3 separate regions of the Homo sapiens genome follow, and all the other regions are linked to region 3. A link is a loop called in an ENCODE intact Hi-C map of the cell type or tissue named here. Cell type or tissue: mammary epithelial cell. All regions are shown on one strand.

Region 1 (2,500 bases), 420 kb before region 3:
AAAGGCACTTTCCTTGTTTACCTCTGGTAGGTTTTCAGGGTCAAATTTCCAATATTATTTTCTTTTTAAAATGTATTGCTATTATTATTATTTTGAGACGGAGTCTCGCCCTGTCGCCCAGGCTGGAGTGCAGTGGTGCGATCTCGGCTCACCACAACCTCCACCTCCCGGGTTCAAGCAATTCTCCTGCCGCAGCCTCCTGAGTGGCTGGGATTACAGGCGCGCGCCACCATGCCTAGCTAATTTTTGTATTTTTAGTAGAGACGGGGGTTTCACCATGTTGGTCAGGCTGGTCTTGAACTCCTGACCTTGTGATCCACCCACCTTGGCCTCCCAAAGTGCTGGGATTACAGGCGTGAGCCACCGTGCCCGACCAAAAAATTATTATTGTTATTATTCATTATTTATATTTGAGATGGGGTCTTGATCTGTTGCCCAGGCTGGAGTGAATGCAGTGGCCCAATCTCGGTTCACTGCAACCTCTGCCTCCCTGGCTCAAGCAATCCCCCCGCCTCAGCCTCCCGAGTGGCTAGCACTATAGGTGCGTGCCACCACACCTGGCTAATTAAAAAAAATTTTTTTTTTATTTTTAATAGAGTGGAGGGGGGCGGTTCTTGCTATGTTGCTCTAGCTGGTCTCAAACTCCTGAACTCAAGCAATCGTCCCACCTCTACCTCCTGAAGTGCTGGGATTACAGGTGTGAGCCACCGCACCTGGCCTCCAATATTTTATGTTTCTCTCTCCCTGACTTCCCAAATTAATTATGTCCACAGTTTGAAAATATTTGTTCCTTACATCTCCATTCACTCATTCCTCGATTCATCCACCCAATGAGCATTGTTAGTGTCTAATTTCTGCAATACACTGGTGTTACAAAGCTTAAAAATTAATTAGACACAGGTCTTGCTTTAAATAAGTTAAAAGTCTACTTTAGCAAATAAGAAAGACAGGACACAGAGTGAAAAAAAATTTTTTTTGAGACGGAGTCTCGCTTTGTTGCCCAGGCTGGAGTGCAGTGGTGCGATCTCGGCTCCCTGCAAGCTCCGCCTCCTGGGTTCATGCCATTCTCCTGCCTCAGCCTCTCGAGTAGCTGGGACTACAGGCGTCCGCCACCACGCCCGGCTAATTTTTTGAATTTTTTAGTAGAGACGGGGTTTCACCGTGTTAGCCAGGATGGTCTCGATCTCCTGACCTCGTGATCCGCCCGCCTTGGCCTCCCAAAGTGCTGGGATTACAGGCGTGAGCCACCGCGCCCGGCCCACAGAGTTAAATTTGAACCTCAGATACCCAAGGAATAATTTATTGCTATAAGTATGTTCCATTCCATGGCACCCTGTGGAGGGGAAAGACTATAGTGTAATATAGTGCTAGAAAAGGACTTACAGAGTGCTGCGAAATTTCCCCTGGAATGTGTCTACATCCTGGTAAGACTGATCTGGGAGCAACTGCATCCCCAGAGATTGTTGTCCTAGGGGAACAAACGCACACCTTGTTTCCAGATTGAAGGGCTAACTCTACACCAGCCCGAAATTTATCAGCCGCGTTGCCACCCATAGCCGCTAGATGCCGCAACAGACGTATTTACTGAAACCATAGACAAACAGGCGACTTGGCCGCCCAGAGAGGCTTTATCCGTGACTCCTTGATCTTCTTCCTGCGTGGAGAGCCTTCGCGGGTGAGGCTTAACGCGCAGGAGGTCTCACGAGAGTGGAAGCAACTCTCGCGAATTTTAAAATTTATCTTTTTGCCTAGCGACTGACAACAGGCTGGTTGCTTGGCGTGGAATCCTAAAGTGGCCTGGCTTTGAGACTGGAGTGAGACCCCAGCCCTAGGCTGGGGTTCTTTCCATTATAGAGGAGACGGATTCAGAAGGGCTACAGGTAATTAGTACTCATCCCAGCAAAAAGGGAACTGTCTTTCTAGAGAGGCTTAAGAGGACTCCCCTTTACCCCATTCCCGGTTACCTCTTCCAATCTCCGTGGTAACTGTTCCTTCGTCACCTCACCACCAACCGTCCTGCTTCCTTTATTCCCCCAAGAAACTTAGGTGGGATCCTATCTGCAAGATAAGGGTGAAAGTGGAGGTGATGATTTTGGGATTATCGGATGGGACTGAGAGACTGGAGTTTCCCCTCTCTTCGGGGACCCTCCCACCCTACCCCGCCTCAGCCCACCCCACCCCACCCCACCCCACCCCACCCCACCCCACCCCAGAGGTGACTCCAGAGACAGAACTCTTTCTAGAACCTCTACAGCCTTCCCTGAGAAACCTCAACAGCCTTGGCCATCTACATACAAATAGTGTTCTGCCCTTGCGCGTGGTCGTACAGCTTTGGGAAGCTGCAGAAGTTGGCTCTCTTTCCCTCCACGATTCCCTGGTTCCTCAGCCAGCCTGCCAGCAGTTCCTAAATAAGGGCTGCAACAGAATGACTTAACTGCTTGACCGAGGGCCAGGAAGCCTGAAGGAAAGTTTGGATGGGGTGATGGTTTTGTGAAAAACT
Region 2 (2,500 bases), 150 kb before region 3:
GAACAATTTAAATTTTCTTCGTATACTTTTCTACGTTTGAAATTTTCTGTAATGAATATTTATTACTTATATAACTAAAGATAAACATTTAAAAAAGAAAAGAATAATTGATGCTAATTTTCAAATAGGTATGAATCTAATGTGAAATATAGATATATTTTTGAAACAGTCTCACTCTGCCACTCAAGCTGGGGTGCAGTGGCAAGAACATGGCTCACTGCAGCCTCATCCTTCTGAGCTCAAATGATCCTCCTGCCTCAGCTTCCCAAGTAGGTAGGACCACAGGTGTGTGCTACAACACCGAGCTATTTTTATTTTTATTTTTTGTAAAGATGAAGTCTCCCTATGTGGTCAAGGCTGGTCTTGAACTCCTGGGCTCAAGCGATCCTCCTGCCTTGGCCTCCCAAAGTGCTGGGATTACAGGAATGAGCCACTGCACCCTGCCTAACGTGCATGTATTTTTGATATCAGCATGTGGACATACCCATCCTGCTTTTCCTAGCGCTCACGTGTCTTACTTATTTATGCATTTATTTGTTAATTTTTGCTTCTTCTGACTCAGTCCTCATATCATTCATGCTTCTGTTCCTAGGTCCCCTCCTTGGCTTGAAGTCCTTCCCTTTCCGGCACCATCCAGTTCTTAATTAGTTGAGATGGCACAGCCCAGAACAACAACTGGCCACCTTAGTGTAATGTAGTCTTCTCAACTCCTAAGACACACGCCCCTTCCTATAACAACTATTTTGTAACATCCCCTTTACTACGCTGAAAGGAAATCACAGAAAAGAAAGCGAATCTCCACACACAATTTTCCCTCAAATCAATACAATGCTCCTTGTAAAGAAGAAATACAAGAAGTGTATGATGAAATAAATCCTTTGGCATGATTCCATGAGAAGACAGAATAAGAGTCAGATTCTTGCCTGTGTATGTATTAGCCATGTAAATGCTCAGCTTCAAATGTATGCTATTGGGTGGTGCCGGTGACTCAAATACCACGGGTGCTTTAGTGATGTAATTTTCAAAAGCAGTAAACAACGATTGATAAAGCTCTGAACAAAACAATCTTCCTTTAAATTATATGGTAGTTGCATGCCTGGAAAATTCAACATATATTAAAACCATGCAAAACATATTGTGTAAAATGGAGCTACGGTCTAGGATCAGATATTACACATTTAGGTTTTCCAGCTTCATTAATGTCCCATGTGCCATTTGAAAGTCGTGTGGGATGTAGGACAATTCTTTGTTTTGCTGAACTGTTCTCATGCATTGCAGGATGCCAGCATTTCTAGCCCCCAACCACTAAATGCCTCTAGCATCTCACAAAAACAGTCCCACACATTTCCAAAACATCTTCCGGGGAACCGTGCCATCTCAGTTAAGAATCACTGTTTAGAGCCTTCCTCCGACCTCGGTTTGCAGAACCTAGTATCGCGATCCCTCCCAAAATGAACAGAAGGAGGCAGCAACTGACTGGAAAATCAGTATTATGGACACGAATATACTTGGCATGAGGTGTCCTACTTCTCTGAACTTTGCCCTCACTCAACCTCCACCACGAGCCTCCGGACCAGCTTGAAGCCTGCTCTGATTTCTGGCACTCTACTTAATCATGTTCTCCTCTCTGGCCTCCCAAATGATTCCTATCTCCTCTCAGGTTCTAGCAAACTTGCAGTCCTCGAGCAGTGGCCCCATTTTTTTTTTCAGGATTGTTATTTTTTTAAAAATTGTGGTGAAATGCAAATAACAAAATTTATCATCTTAACCATTTTAAGTATACAGTTGAGTAGTGTTAAGTCCATTCACAATTTTGTGCAATCAATATCCAGGATTTTTTTTATCTTGCAAAACTGAAACTGTATACCGATTAAACATTCCCCTATCCCCTCTGATATAGTTTGGATGTGTGTCCCTGCCCAAATCCTACGTTGAATTGTAATCCCCAATGTTGGAGGTGGGTCATGGATCATGGGGGTGGATTTCTCATGAATGGTTTCACACCATTTTCTTGGTGCTGTCCTCGTGATAGTGAGTGAGTTCTCTCAAGATCTGGCTGTTTAAAAGGGTGGCACCTCAGCCAGGCGCGGTGTTTCACACCTGTAATCCCAGCACTGTGGGAGGCCGAGGTGGGCAGATCACCTGAAGTTGAGTTTGAGACCAGCCTGGCCCACATGGTGAAACCCCATCTCTACTAAAAATACAAAAATTAGCGGGCATGGTGGTGCATGCCTGTAATCCCAGCTACTCGGGAGGCTGAGGCATGAGAATTGCTTGAACCCAGGAGGCGGAGGTTGCAGTGAGCCGAGATTGTGCCATTGCACTCCAGCCTGGGTGACAGCGAGACTCTGTCTCAAAAAAAAAAAAAAAAAAAAAAAGTGTGGCACCTCGCTGGCTCTCTCTTTCTCCTGCTCTGGCCATATGATGTGCCCGCTTGCCCTTTGTCTTCTACCATGATTGTAAGTTTCCTGAGGCCTCTCCAGAAGCCAAGCAGATGCCA
Region 3 (2,500 bases):
TCTCCAGGGGATTCTGATGCGCTCTCAAGTTTGAAAACCATGGCTCTAGAACAAATCCTGGTTGGCCACAAATCCTAGGAGCTGGCCAAAAATAAAGGCTAATTGAAATAACTTCCCAGCACTAATTGGAGCCCTGGTGGGTAGATCTGGGTCTCTTAGGCAAGTTACATAACCTCTCTAGGCTCAGTTGTCTCACCTACAATGTGGACCTATAATAGTACGTGACTCATAGGACAGGCCGTGAGGATGAAATGTGCCTGGCACATAGTAGATGCTCAGTTAATATCAGCTAGTACTATTGTTAGCGACAATGGCCGAATCACGATGGGGTTACTGGACCACGGGGTGTGATTTTAGGGCTGGGGGATATAAGCACTTCACTTTGTCATCAGAAGCTAAGGGCACAGGAAGAAGCTGAGCAAGCAGGGCTGCCTGCTGTCCTTGGAGATCCTTTTCTGTCATTTGAAAAGCATTGCTCAGACGCATTATCATCCGGTGGGGGCAAAACAAGAGGTTTATGATGCAGAACAGGGAATTAAGTTAGACAACAGAGGGCCTTCCTGAGAGTGGGGTTGGAAGGTGCCAGTGTCCTCTAGGGAGGAGGTGAGGCAGGCATCCACTTCCAGACACCCTCCCCGCCCCCGCCTCCACCGACCTTGAGGCGAGTGGGGTTTCCTTGGGGCATCTGCAGGACTGGGGGTGGGTGTGTGTGTGGGGCGGGGTGGCGGGGAACCAGGCCCCCTTACAAGGACTCCGGAGCGGGAGTTTGGAGGCCGTGAGTGGAGAGGCCTAGTCCCAGCGGAGGGGGCCGCATCGGAGTGCTGGGGCGGAGGTTCGAAGCGTGAGAAAGAAGCCTGGGGGCGCTCGGGGACGAGGGGGCGGAGTGTGGCGAGAAGGCCGGGCTGCAGGGCTCAGGAGGGGACCGCGGGTCCAGCGCCCTCCCCGTCCCGCCCCCGCGCGCGTGCACTCGGGCTGGCCCGGAATCCCTCCCCAGGGTGTCTTCTGCCACTGACTTTCCCACCCTGGCTGCGCCCGCGCGCCCCCGCGGCTGCCAAGCTCCAAGCCCCGCGTCGGTCCCCACCCCCGCCGTGTTCCCCCCTGCCAGGCCGTCTTCCTGCGGTTCCCAGGGTCCCGTTTGGCGGCCAGAGGGCGTCGGACTCGGCTGGCCCAGCGAGGTCCAGCCCGAACGTGTCCTTCTGCCTCTCTGCCCCTGGGGACCAGGGAGGAGCCTCCAGGGCGGGGGAACGAGAGGCTACTGGACGGCGGCCCGGGACTGCGGCGGCCGCGTTTCTCTTCTTCACCTTACGGGACCCGGCTCTTCCCCCTCCTCGACCGCCCCGCCCGTCAGTCCTGAAAACCTGGCGAGAGGCGCGTACTGTCCTAGGGGAATTCCCCTGCAAACAGAAGGGAGCCCGCCCTGCGCGTCCTGGAGTGGGTGCGGCAGGAGCGCTTCCAGGCACTGCGTCCCCAGGTGAGGGGCGGAGCCGGGGCGCGGTTCGCGGCAGTGGCCAGGCCTTTGTTTCCTTGGGTTGGGGTGACCCCTGGTGGTCATCCAGAGCGCAACAAGGGCTACTCCCTGGTCCAGAATTCAGTCCTTTCCAGGGGAGAAATGGAGAATGATGGAGGGTGGCCCAGGCGGTGCTGATTGGAGTAGACAGCCATCCTCCCGAGGTTGGCACTGAGGGTGATAGAGACCTACCTGCCTGGCCAAGCTACTCCGCCCTGCCTAAGCATCCCCTTCCAGAGCTCCAGGCTGGTGGGGTTTTATTAAGGGAGGCGGTGCTCCTTACACAGGCCTCTTCCTGCTCCCCGTAACCCTGTCGCTGGAGGTGTCTGTGGGAAAGGCCACCGACATCTACGCTGTCAATGGCACGGAGATCCTGCTGCCCTGCACCTTCTCCAGCTGCTTTGGCTTCGAGGACCTCCACTTCCGGTGGACCTACAACAGCAGTGACGCATTCAAGATTGTAAGTATTTGGAGGAAGAACAGTACAGCCCAGCCTCCCTCACCCATGCCTCGCCTCCTACGCTCTGGTCCCTTCTGGACTGAGACCCACTGCGATGGTCCCCAGAACCCACCTTTTGCCACCCTTTCTCCCAGTATTCTTTTCAGAGCCTGCCAGGAAGGATGTAACTGGGAGAGATGCTTAGATCGTGTTGCCAGAATTCGGGGACTGTTGGAATTCTTGGCTAGAGTCCTCTGTCTGGTCTTAAGAAACACCCGGAGCTTGGATTGCTTGTCTAAAAATCAATAGTTTAGTCTAAGAAACAGGAGAGAGAAAGGCCTTGGAAAGCTTGGAGAGAAGGAATGAGAAGAGTCTGAATGAGGGAAGGGCTGAGAAGCTGGACTGGCAGGGAAAAGAGAGAGGAAGAGAGGGAGAGCTGCAGGAGCATTGGCGCGGCTGCGGTGGGGGTGGGAGTGAACTCACTAGATTGTACTCACTCTACAATCTAGTGGGGGATCCAACCTGAGACTTTCACAGGGAAGCCACAAGAGACC

What was found. Peaks named below come from ENCODE experiments on the same cell type or tissue, not always from the same donor. Only the 100,000 strongest peaks of a DNase experiment are listed, where the experiment ranks them.
Region 1: a loop joins it to region 3, with 20 times the contacts of the local background. A loop is called at or near these places in 15 of 110 quality-filtered maps.
Region 2: a loop joins it to region 3, with 18 times the contacts of the local background. A loop is called at or near these places in 51 of 110 quality-filtered maps.

Annotation. Positions count from the first base shown.
Region 1 is chr11:118,565,170-118,567,669 of GRCh38, reverse strand. It overlaps IFT46 (intraflagellar transport 46), which reads left to right and starts at 1,739. Exons shown (of 12, transcript NM_001168618.2): 1 at 1,739-1,880. LOC124902764 (a long non-coding RNA gene) reads right to left here. Exons shown (of 4, transcript XR_007062907.1): 1 at 2,296-2,500; 2 at 1,965-2,058; 3 at 1,384-1,468. RefSeq lists an enhancer at 1,467-1,696. In mammary epithelial cell, a CTCF peak has its summit at 1,561 (motif pointing right); a DNase peak (open chromatin) is centred at 1,619; H3K4me3 peaks cover 936 bases; H3K27ac peaks cover 672 bases.
Region 2 is chr11:118,290,086-118,292,585 of GRCh38, reverse strand. No RefSeq gene overlaps it. Among named protein-coding and RNA genes, the nearest start is that of CD3E, 13 kb to the left of the region's middle. In mammary epithelial cell, a CTCF peak has its summit at 1,457 (motif pointing right); DNase peaks (open chromatin) are centred at 935 and 1,465.
Region 3 is chr11:118,144,524-118,147,023 of GRCh38, reverse strand. SCN4B (sodium voltage-gated channel beta subunit 4) reads left to right here. Exons shown (of 5, transcript NM_174934.4): 2 at 1,795-1,967. Among named protein-coding and RNA genes, the nearest start is that of SCN4B, 7.0 kb to the left of the region's middle. RefSeq lists a silencer at 1,115-1,184 and enhancers at 1,605-1,804, 2,021-2,500. In mammary epithelial cell, a CTCF peak has its summit at 1,543 (motif pointing left); a DNase peak (open chromatin) is centred at 1,423; H3K4me3 peaks cover 916 bases; H3K27ac peaks cover 394 bases.